2 separate regions of the Homo sapiens genome follow, and region 2 is linked to region 1. Evidence: chromatin loops called from intact Hi-C (ENCODE). Cell type or tissue: heart right ventricle. All regions are shown on one strand. Links, peaks and the distances in the headings refer to the core of each region. The heading gives the core; the rest is flanking DNA.

The links. Hi-C counts contacts between places; a loop is a spot of excess contacts. Peaks named below come from ENCODE experiments on the same cell type or tissue, not always from the same donor. Only the 100,000 strongest peaks of a DNase experiment are listed, where the experiment ranks them.
Region 2: it touches region 1 in a loop (17-fold over the local background); 36 of 110 quality-filtered maps call a loop at or near these places.

Annotation. Positions count from the first base shown.
Region 1 is chr12:47,835,594-47,841,619 of GRCh38, forward strand. It overlaps LINC02354 (long intergenic non-protein coding RNA 2354), which reads left to right. Exons shown (of 3, transcript XR_007063292.1): 3 at 2,225-4,515. VDR (vitamin D receptor) reads right to left here. Exons shown (of 10, transcript NM_000376.3): 10 at 5,944-6,026. Among named protein-coding and RNA genes, the nearest start is that of LINC02354, 9.4 kb to the left of the region's middle. In heart right ventricle, for the core only: CTCF peaks have their summits at 2,188 (motif pointing left), 2,390, 3,171 (motif pointing left) and 3,378; DNase peaks (open chromatin) are centred at 2,198 and 3,109; H3K27ac peaks cover 403 bases.
Region 2 is chr12:47,648,313-47,654,338 of GRCh38, forward strand. No RefSeq gene overlaps it. Among named protein-coding and RNA genes, the nearest start is that of RPAP3, 55 kb to the right of the region's middle. In heart right ventricle, for the core only: a CTCF peak has its summit at 3,496 (motif pointing right); DNase peaks (open chromatin) are centred at 3,321, 3,509 and 4,333; H3K4me3 peaks cover 280 bases.

The DNA of each region.
Region 1 (6,026 bases), core at 222-5,221:
GCCCAGTAGGCTTCTGAGTGCAAGTGAAGAGTGCAGCGGGGAGGCCCTACGGAGCTAAATAAGGGCTGTCGACCAGGCTATGTGTGACTTCTCCTTTCACCACCAAGGTCTGGAGGTCTAAGGGGAGCTCTGCCCACTACCCCCAGGAGCTCACGGGAGCTTCTTCCTGCCTTCCTCCTCTCAGCAACCAGTATCTAGGAGGCCATGCCTTCCTTCCCAGAGTCCAGCTCAGACAATTTGCAGAACAACCCAGCTTGAAATTTGATACTTGATCCACCCCTTGTGCATCCCCTAGATCAAATAACCCTGGATCTGTGACCCTTGGCTCAGATCTGTCTAATTCTTAAAGAGTCTGTTCAGACTTGGAGTGAGGCTGTTGAGTCCTGAGGAGGGAGGGGCTGTGGCAGCATTGACAAGTTCCCCGCATTCCTGTGGTACCTGAGTCTTTCCAATGACTCCCCTCACCTGAGGCTCAGTCTCTCATTACCCACCCGCTTCCCTTCCTTATCGGTGAGGTCTTGAACAACTGAACCAAAGAGCTTCTGGTTCATGAGCTAATGTTAACCTGCAAGAGGACACAGTCTTTGGCTCTGTCTCAGTCAACTCTGAATATGGTCTGCAGACCTAGCTTTTGGAAGATGCAAGAGCAGGAGGGATGGTGAGAATACTGGATGACAAAATGAGGATTCAAAACATTCGAGCAGGCCAGTGTGGGATAATAAAATCAGATAAATATAAAGAGGGACAAATGCTACATTCTGCATTTAGTCAAAAACAAATTGGTGGCCAGGCACGGTGGCTCACACCTGTAACCCCAGCACTTTGAGAGGCCAAGGCTTGGGAGGAAGGGAGGGGGTTTGCTTCAAGTCAGGAGTTCAGGACTAGCCTAGGCAACATAGAGAGACCTCGTCTTTACAAAACACAAAAAAATTAGCTGAGTGTGCCGGTGGTCCCAGCTGCTCAGGAGGCTGAGATGAGAGGATTGCTTGAGCCCAGGAGTTTGAGTCTGCAGTGAGCTATGATCATGCACTCCGGCCTAGGCCACAGAGAGACCATCTCTCTCTCTTTCTGTCCTTCTCTTTCACACATACACACACACACACACACACACACACACACACACACACACGAATTAGCCAAGTACAGAATGAGGGGGATGTGGCAGACACTTTAGGGAGAGGAGTTAGTATGAAGTTTCTGAAGCCACATGGAATTAACTTCACAGGTTCTGAAGTTGAAAGGAAGGTGTTTAAATTTGCATAAGTCTGTTTGCATTTCATTTTCTAGCAGGGACATTATTAGCCTTTTTGACTCTCATTTTCTCACAAGTGTACAGTGGAGTTTTCCGGAGGCTTCTTGACACATGATATCATAACAGGTTGAATGCAGAAGCCAATATGAGAATCTGGCTGCCTTCTACTAAACCAGACATTAAAGAGATTTGCAAAACTGTGAAACAATACTGTCTTGTCATTAAATTAGTTTTACTTTGGAAACTGGTTATTTTAAAGAAAAAAATGTGTTATTTGTTCTAACTTTTAATAGATTCATTATTGCCACATTTAAAGAATACACTTTAAAAATGTCTGTTTTAATTTCTAATGGTACATATTGATGAATCTAACCCACACACACAAAAGTTCTTTGGGGTCCTTCTTTTTAAGAGAGTAAAAGGATGCCAGGACCCAAATGCTTGAGAAACTCTGGTTTAGAGGCAAGCCACAGAGCTGCACGTTCAGAGAACTGCACGTACCCAGACACGGTGGTCGGTTAAGTTTCAATGTCTGGAACAAAGACAAATGACACTGAAGAGATCATGGTGGGGTTTATACCTCATCAGAGAAGCAGGGTTCCAACAAACATGGGGATAAATGAATCGATCAAACCCGATTCTTGAAACTTGTCTTGATTCCCTTTTCTCTGGGCATAAGCCACCCCTTGCCAGAGAATACTGACATTAATTATAGGTCAGTAAATACGCATGTAGTGAAGTCCAGGTGTTGGTGATTGTTGAAGGATTGACATTGACAAATAAAGAACATGACTGAAAGAAGTTGGGGACAGTAGTCACTAGAGTTCCATGCATTTCAGATTTATATTCCTATCTTCCCACCTCTTTCCCACACTTTTCTCCCCAGGCAGCTTTCGGCTGGGGCCAATTTGGTTTATTAAGTGGCACACCTGCCCCCTGGTGGCCAGGTGGTACAATGACACCTTCTCTCAGTTCTGGTAGATATCATGGAGCAGGAGTCCCTAGCACCAAGAAGCTGAGATCCGGAAGAGGCGCCCCAAAAAATCAGCCTGGAGTGAATCTAGAGGGCCCATCAGGGATCGGAGGTCGGAATGTGGGAGCAATGTCACCTCCTTGATAAAAACTTATTTGGCCATCTCAGCAACCCAATAGTGATGTTGGCCAACACATGATTGATAACTACGTGCCAGGTACTGTTATAAATGCTTTACACAGATTATATCACAACAACAGCAAATCTATGAGGTAGGTACTATTATTGTTACCATTCTGTGAAGAAACTGAGGCTCAAAAACATTAAGTAACTTGCCCAGGGTCATACAAATAGCAAATGGCAGAGCCAGGCCTGGGAGACAGCAGTTTACTTGTTAACTGTTACTTTTAACTTGTTAACACTTTGCAGCTTCCACTTGGCATGCCTAGTACTCATCTGTCTGTAGGGCTGTCTTCTCCCACTGCACAGTGCTTTTCTTGGGGGTGGCGACTGTCTTGTTCATCGCCATATCCCCAGCACTGAGCTCGGTGGTGTGGCTGGTTAGAAACACTGGAAGGACTACATAACTTGGCTGGACCTCAGAGGGAACCTGCAGCCTCGCTCACTGTCAGCACGGACTATGCTCAGAGGCCCGGGGCACAAGACCCTGGGAGGCCCTTGGGTGAGGTGTGAGAGGGTCAGATACTCCCTGTTGCCTGGGAGGAGAAGCCAGAGAGCAGATCCCTAACCCCATGTCGCTGGCATGAGGAGAGGTAAGCACCACCAGATGCCCTCAGTAGCAGAGACTCAGAGCCTTGCTGAATCTCACTCATATCATGGAGATAGAGAAAGGGTGGAAGGGGGATGTGATTGGGGCTTTGGGGGCGGGGGGCCAGGCAAGTGGCTCAAAGCTATCCCTGTAGGGCAGTAGCACCACCTCGTGGTGAAACTCAAGATGATTTAGGAAAAATAACCCAGCTAATCCATAACTGAGGGGAGGCTGGGAACCCCCTCCTTTGGAGTCAGCACTCTCCTTGGATAGAGCCACAGGAGAGGGCCTGGAACTCTTCCAGCGTCTCCCCAAGCCAGAGCAGCTCACTCCAGAAGTGCTCACCAGGTTGTATAGAATGTGAAGAAAACACCCCTTATGGACATGTCCTATGGGCCACAGGCTGAAAAGAGCCGCCTAGCTGAGGTCATGTCAATGAAATCACATGCTCTTCAGGGAACAGCCTGCGTCCAATGACTACCTGATGCAGGAATATAGAAGTGTCTCCCTCACTTCATCTTGGGGCAATCCAAAGGGCCATCCCAGCTTCAGAGATCCCCACACGGGTTGATTGAGACCTTCACTGAGACTGCTTTGCAGCCCAACTTCTCCCACTGCTAATTCTACTTCTTTCCCTTCCACCAGGGCTGATAATCCTGAGACTGCTCCCTAACAAGCTCCCTGCACTTCAACCTGCATTTCAGAGTCTACGTCCCTGGAACCCAACTTGCAACACCATCCCGTATATCATATATCACATGCGTGCATACAGAGATTCGGAGCAGCTGTCTGGAGCAGCGAGCTCTCAGATTCCCCCTGCCAGCCACAGGCTCCACACCCTGCTGTGCTTCTGGGTCTTGAGGAGCACAGACTCCCCATCAGCCTCACGGGCTCCCTGCCCACAATGAGGACTAGTTGCCTATAGGATGTCAGCATGATGAGCCATCTCCTTGGCCATGCTGGAGGTGTCAGACAGCATCCATCCTTCTTGTCATCTGCAGGGACCATGGGGCAGGCAGACCGACCTGCACTGCACAGGCAGCCTGCAAGGAGCCTGGTAGAAGCTGGGGAAATTGAAGGGCTGTGGTCACTCCTGGCAGGCCCTGTTTGCTTGCTCCAGGGCTAAAGGAATCAATACTCCTAGCACACCAGTGAGCTATTTATACCACATGATGCTTTGAGCCTATCAACCCCATGGTCTGTGCAGTGTTTTTGCTTTATGTCTCTTTTAAGAAGCAGACTCATTCGAACTACCCCAGGTGTGGCATAGCCCATTGTAAGGGGAGGATGTTCCCTATAGCACTTCCATATGATGTCAAGTTAGTGGCCATTCTGCCCTACAGATCAACAGAAGCACATGACGCCAGCATCCTCATGGAGTCATTCACAATTAGTACCAGATAAGAATGCATTGTGTAGACCAGTGCTGCCCCATAGACTATTCTGCGATGATGAAAATGTCACGCTTGTAATCCCAGCACTTTGGGAGGCTGAGGCGGGCAGATAACTTGAGGTCAGGAGTTCAAGACCAGCCTGGACAACATGGTGAAACCCTGTCTCTACTAAAAATACAAAACTTAGCCAGGCATGGTGTCAGGTGCCTGTAATCCCAGCTACTCATGAGGCTGAGGCAGGAGAATGGTTTGAAACTGGGAGGCAGAGGTTGCAGTGAGCCGAGATTGTGCCACTGCACTCCAGCCTGGGTGACAGAGCAAGACTCTGTCTCAAAAAAAAAAAAGAAGAAAAAAGAAAGAAAAAAGAAAGAAAGAAGAAAGAAAAAAGGAAGAAAATGTTGTGTATTTGCACTGTCTCTTACGGTAGCCCTGAGGTTATCAAATACTGGAACTGTGGCTTGTGCGGTTGACAAGCTAGATGTTTACCTTTATTTCATTTAAATACTCACATGTAGCTAGTGGCTACTGGATTGAACAGTGTAGGCATAGAACCAAAGCTTGGAATATGAAAACTTGAAAACACTTGATCCTAATTATGCAACCTTCCTGGGGTATATTCCTCTTGGTTTACCTGGAAAAGCGCATTATAACACAGCCTTGGAAATTTTGTGTTCTTCTAGGTCAGCTATAAAAATGCTACATAAGATCCTTCTAACAGTGTATCAGAACTCCATTCTCCACATTTCTCCAGCCAGAGACATGCCCATTTATGCAGCTGTTGATTTCCTTTCTCTAAGTCCCTTCATGTTTCACAAAATAACCCTCAAGTTCTAACCCCAATTCCCCTAAGTCCATCTCATCCCACTGAAACACATTTTAGCCTTTGGTTTGAAATATTTTCAGATGTTTCTGAAAAATTAGAGTGAATCACATCCCCAGGCCAACTTATCCTCAATCAATACATTAGCTGGCATGATTTCCTTATTTTCAGATCACAATGCTGTGTTCTTGTTTACTGTGCCTAGCAATGCTACCCTTCATCATAAACCCCACTTCCTTGGGAAGCAGAATGGAGTGCATCGGCATAAGTTGGGCCCCTTAGGAGTCCTGTTTCTGCACAGCAGTCATTTGTAATCCTCCAGGTCACTGGCACAGCCGCCATCTCTAATGGCAGACACAGTTTTGCCAGTAGCTGTTTGGTTTTCATTTTTGAGGGTCTCACGTAGGTGTCATATATTGACTGCACACTTCCTGGGAGTAGAGCACAGTTTGGTCCAGCACCTCTAATTTTCCTGGCTCAGGGCCTGCTTTAGGAATGGGAACCTCTTTTATCTCCTCTCTAGGAGAGAGCTAGCAAGACCATCAGTCGTCTGTCAGGTCCCCCAACTCAATAGGAAGCAGGACAATGTAGCAGTTAATTTGTGGCTTCTGAACCTAGCTGCTGAAGGTTCAAATCCCATCCCTTGCTAGTGTGGCATTGCTCAAGCTATCCTTTCTGTCAAATGGGGGTAATAATGATTCATCTCCCATAAGGTCCTTATAAGGATAAGGCAAATTGGTTTGCATAAAGCATTTATTTACAGCAGTACTTGCAACAAAGTAAGTGCTATATAAGTATGAGCCATTTTTATTACCATA
Region 2 (6,026 bases), core at 543-5,542, 190 kb before region 1:
CACATGCACAGGCTTCAGACTCAGATGCTGACCCAGTCTTCACCAAGTGCGTAGTGAAGCTCTGCAGAGACTGTTAGAGGATGAGAACTGGTTTTCACTTTATCTGGCTTAGGCCAACTGGTGGAGAATTCTGGGCTTAAGGAGGGGCACTTTTGCAAAGAAGTACAGCCACTGGACTCCAGGAGCAGGGGTGCCTGGTTTTAAAGTTCATTTGTGTCCCATAAGGCCCCAGTGGTATCTTCAAGTATATGGTAAAGTATTGTTAAACTGTGCCTTCTAGTATCAGCTGTGTTTGGAAGGCTAACGGAAGGGACTGCATCCATGCCTGGTGTTAAGCAGGCCTGGGGTGGAGAGGAAGCCTAGAAACGAGGCTACAACCACAGCAGGGAAGCCTGGGCAGCTGCCCACAGGAGAGCTGACAGGGAACAGTATGGCTGGATTTGTGTGTGTGTGTAAACACTCCCTAGGTAGGTGTTGCTGGGACCCAACAAAGACTGATATCTTCTAGTGACACAAGAAAGAGGCTCAGGTTATGTTTTCCAGCATCAATGGGACAGATGACCCTCTAAAGCTAGAGCCCTTGAGGATATCCTGATGGTAGTTACAGAAGTTCATTTGAATCTGGTTCTTTATTTTTGCTTCTGCCCTTCCAGCAAATTGCGGGCTTCAGATGGCTTTGCTATTTGGTTTGCGGTGGGAGTTAAAGGCACATGGTAGCTGCCTTGCAACATCCTACTGAACCCTACCCTCCATTAAGCTCAATCTATCACTGAGGTAACAATAACCAGAGCCATAAGTTATGATTACCTAGTACTGAGTCTACTCAGGAAAACCTCTATGTCAAATTTATCAGCCTGGGATCTCAGCCTCTCCAGCCCCAACTAAGGCAAAACTCTGAGCCTGTGGGAGGTAAAAAGACTATCTATACCTACTTTCTTTATGCTTCATGTCCCCGGTTAAATCATCCTTTTTCACTTCTGACTTAACCTAAACCCTATCTTGGCTTTTGCCTCCCGAGGCCTGCTTTTAGTTTCCTTCAGGATCCTCCTCTCCAAAGCATGGGACTGATAAAATAAAATCGTCTTTGTTAATGGACAAATTAGCTCATATGTTACTATTTTCAAATTATAGTAATACCTGGGCTAAGTTTAAAATGTTTGTGTCTCTAAGAAGTCTAGGACAGGATTTTCAGGCATTCTGACAAGCCAGGAGGGAAACGTATTTGGCAGGAACCCTCTGGCACTTTGAGGTTGCTGGCTAGTTCAGGGCCAGAGGTGAGGACATTATGATAAAGTCTGTAACCATGCAGAGCTTCCACTACTGCCAGACTCTATGGATAATACTGCCCCAGGTCTTGAATTGTAGGATGTTAGGGTTAAAATAAGGTTGATAGCAACTTTATTTTATTATTTTATTTTACATTTTACTTTTATTTTTTTATTTTATTTAATTTAATTTCATTTTTCATTTTGAGACAGAGTCTCGCTCTGCCACCCAGGTTAAGAGTGCAGTGGTGTGATCTCAGCTCACTGCAACCTCCACCTCCCAGGCTCAAGAGATTCTCCTTCCTCAGCCTCCCGAGTAGCTGAAACTACAGGTGCGTGTCACCACACCCAGCTAATTTTTGTGTATTTCATTGAGACGGGGTTTCACTATGTTGGCCAGGCTGCAGTGGTGTGATCTCAGCTCACTGCAACCTCTACCTCCCAGGTTCAAGAGATTCTCCTTCCTCAGCCTCCCGAGTAGATGAAACTACAGGTGCGTGTCACCACACCCAGCTAATTTTTGTATATTTAGTTGAGATGGGGTTTCACTATGTTGGCCAGGCTGGTCTCGAACTTCTGACCTCAAGTGATCCACCTGCCTCAGCCTCCCAAAGTGCTAGGCTTACAGACGTGAGCCACCACACCCAGCCAGGTAGCAACTTCAGCTGGAAAAAAACACTGCCATCTCAGTCAACTCTATTTATTGTTGGACAGAATTGTGAGTGAGTCCTTTCCTTTGGTCTTTTCACCATCCTCATAAACTAATACCTGCCCAGTGAGCAATACCTCATCACAGATAATTCAAAGATGTTTAGCACTCACAAAAGGCTTGGTACAAAGTGTAGAAAAGACATAACTGAACATGGCATAATCTTTGAGAAATCAAATCAATGACCACAAAACTATGACACTTCTTGGTGTCAACTTGGCTTTTTGCCATTGCAAGTGTGCTACTTCATCATAATTCAGGGTCTGTGTTGACTTAATAGTTAAATATAGTTTTTCTCTGATGTTACAGAAATGCATATTCAATTATCCAAGTGAGACTAAACAAAATCACTGTATTTTACCACTTAAAGAGGCCTCATAAAGTAAACATCAAAATGACTCACTGATGTTAGAAACTGAGAAGGGGAAGTAGAAGAAAAGCAGGTATCTCTGTAGGCCAGTAAAGCCGACCTGAATATTACACACAAACAGCATTGCCCACCATGTCCATGCACACACACACCCCCCTCTCTCAAGGAAGAACAGCCCTTTCTGCACATTCCTTTCTAAATGCATTTTTGTGACACCTCCTCTTCAAAATTTAGTCAATATTTAGCTTAAATCTAGGTCTCATGCACTGAAGTACTGAGGGGAGGAAAAATGCTGCCCACACACTCCCCCACAAGTCCCTAGAAAGACCTTGTGACACATTAGGAAGGGGGCTGTCCTTGATGTAGGAAGATGGGAGTTCTGACCTAGCCATAGTTAGGCACTGACTTTGAGGTATGCTCCCTGTCTGGACACTCCACCATGATTCCACAGCTTCCCTACGTGACCGTGGCCCAGGACTGTCAGGCTACAGGACAGAGTAAATCCAATGTCTCATAACAGGGCCCAAATAAGCACTGACATCCCTTCCTGTCTGCCAACTACTCAAGCCAACCACCACAGTGACTGGCACAGAGAAGGCCACCAGGACCTGTATGCTGGCTGAATGAACTTGCCGTAACAAACTGTCTGCCGTACTCCCTCCTTTCACTATATCCTCCTCCCAGGTTTCAATACTGAACAACATGATCAAAGATTACATCTTCATTTTTGCTATATGCACTAGAAGGAGACTTTTACAGATACTAAGCAGTCAAAATCTTTTTTTGTTTGAGACAGGGTCTCACTCTATTGCTCAGGCTGGAGTGCAGTGGTGCAATCTCAGCTCACTGCAACCTCTGCCTCCCAGGCTCAAGTGATTTTCGTGCCTCAGCCTTCGGAGTTGCTGGGAATACAGGCATGCACCACCATGCCCAGCTAATTTTCTGTATTTTAGTAGTGATGGGGTTTTGCCATGTTGCCCAGATTGGTCTCGAACTCCTGAGCTCAGGCAATCTGCCCGCCTTGGCCTCCCAAACTGCTAGGATTACAGGCGTGAGCCACCGCGCCTGGCCGAAAATCTTAAGAAATTAAAATTCACTTTCATTTTTATTCCTATCAGAATGCTTTCTGCCACATGCATACTGTTATTTTCTGAACATCCAGTAGGTGGTAGTAATACCGAAGAAATGCCAGCTGCCAGCCTGCCTTCTCCAGCCGCTGTGCTCTTGTGTTATCCTGACAGTGGCTCAGCAACCACTGCAGTGTACGAGGAAGAATATGAGCGTCTAAGTCAGACTAGCTTCTGCTTGACCCCCAGCTTCACAGGAAAACCTATTCTGCATGTTTCTAGGATTGAGATAATATATGCAAAACCCTTGGTAAAGTGCCTGCCACACAGTAGGATGTATATAAATATTAGCTAATATTAGTCTATTTGAACTGCCATGAACAAGGGAGTTCCACATGAGAAACAGAACATTATAACCCTATTCCTTTTTACATTCATTTGGTATTCAAAAAACATTTTGGGGAGGAACACTCTGAACACAATCCTATAAAAGGGAATTAAAATAATCCTCATTGATGATGAAAAGGTCTTTAAATGTTCAGACAAGTGCTTTCAGCCAAACTTAAGGCTTCATCTGGATACTTCATTCTCATTCTATACTGCCTGCATTCGTTCCTTTATCTAGCAAACATTTATTAACTTCATATTACGTGCTAAGTACTGTACTTTGGAGATCAACTCTTTAAAATACACTGCACATTTATAATCCCACTGATAGGCAGACCAATTCTAGTTTTCATGTCTCTTAGTTCAGGAGGCTATTTTAAGAATACCATACACTGGGTGGCTTAAACAAGAAACATTTATTTCTCACAGTTCTGGACACTGATAAGTCCATGATCAAGAAGCCAGCAGACCTGGTGTTTGGTGAGGGCCCTCTTCCTGGTTTGCAGATGGCTGTTGTCTCACTGTATCCTCACGTGGCAGAGGACAGAGACAGACAGAAAAAGAGCCAGAGAGAACGGGGGTGGGGTGGGGGAAGAAGCAGCTCTTTCCTGTTCCTTTTTAATAAGGGTAGTAATCCCAGCATGAGGGCTCCACCCTCATGGCCCAGTTACCTCCCAAAGGCCCCGTCTCCACATACCATCACAGTGGGGATTAGGATTTCAACATATGGATTTTGGGTAGGACACAACATTCAGTCTGTAGCACCACTGAATCCACACTCAATGGTTTGCAGTGCTAGGGGTTTACTCAGTAAAGTCCACATCATTACTGGATTCCATAAGAGGGGACCTGATAGAGGTTACTGGAAACAGCACAGAGTCTGAGTTATGTCATTATTGACATAACTTTGGGCATGTAATTTAACCTTTTCAGCTCTTTGTTTTCCTATCCAAGTAACAGCTGCTCTAAATATCTCACTGAACACAGTTGCAAGGGTCAAATAAGATAAACTGAAAATGTCAAGAAGGGTCAGGCATGGTGGCTCACCCCTGAAATCCCAGCACTTTGGGAGGCTGAGGCAGGCAGATCACCTGAGGTCAGAAGTTCGAGACCAGCCTGGCCAACATGGTAAAACCCCGTCTCTACTAAAAATACAAAAAATAGTTGGGCGTGGTGGTGCACACCTGTAATCCCAGCTACTCAGGAGGCTGAGACAGGAAAATTGCTTGAACCCAGGAGGCAGAGGTTGCAGTGAGCTGAGATTGTGCCACTGCACTCCAGGCCTGGCAATAGAGCAAGACTCTGTCTCAAAAAAAAAAAAAAAAAAAAAAAAAACAAGTCAAGAAAACTATACAGCTCAGAGCACTTTGTTGTGATAAAAGCTCATCTTCTATTGCTCTTACTGGGACAGAGTTCCAGAAGTATTCTAAATGGTATTGCAAATTCTGTTCTAGTACAGGATCGATGGTATGACGGAGTCATCTATTTTCGTGTATTTCCACTACTCTGGTTACAGAATGGTTTTAGTTTTCCTTTTATAATATCAAATTAATTTACAATCAAATTAATTTATAACTTTTGCCTGGTGTTCATGGACAATGCATGGCCACAACAGTCTCCAGCTTTACTCGCTTTTCATTCAGTGAACATTTAGCAAGTGCCTCCTCAGTGCTCTGCCCGGAGCCCACTGGTCTCCATCCCGAGGTGGCAGAAACTAACTGCAGCGACTCATTCCTCAAAGAGAACCAGCCAAGGATCAGAAGAACGTTTGATATATTTCAGTAACTTGTTAGTAGCGGAGAATATTTTATCATTGATGACAGTTTTATATGTTTTTTAATATTTCTTATGGCCTATGCTCAACCCTTATTAATCTGCTTGTTTCATCCTGATTTCATCGGTTTCATCCACCCAAAGGATGCCCCTAGTTTTATAAAACATTTTCCCCCACGATCAGCTTCAGGATCATCATGAATGTGTTCACTGGCTTGGGTGATCTGAAATGTCAATAAAGCAAGCTATAAGTGGTAGGTTAAAATAGACCCCAGGACTCAGGCATATCTTCCTCATTTACACTATTCTCTGAAGAGATAGTAAACCAATAGAAAGATTCTAGTGAGGCCCAAATATTTAGTTTTACCCATGTCAACTGCCTGAGTGCCTGCACTCTTTATCTTCTTTTCCTCTGACCTCTCACGTTGGTATTTCGACAGCATGAAGTTTAAATG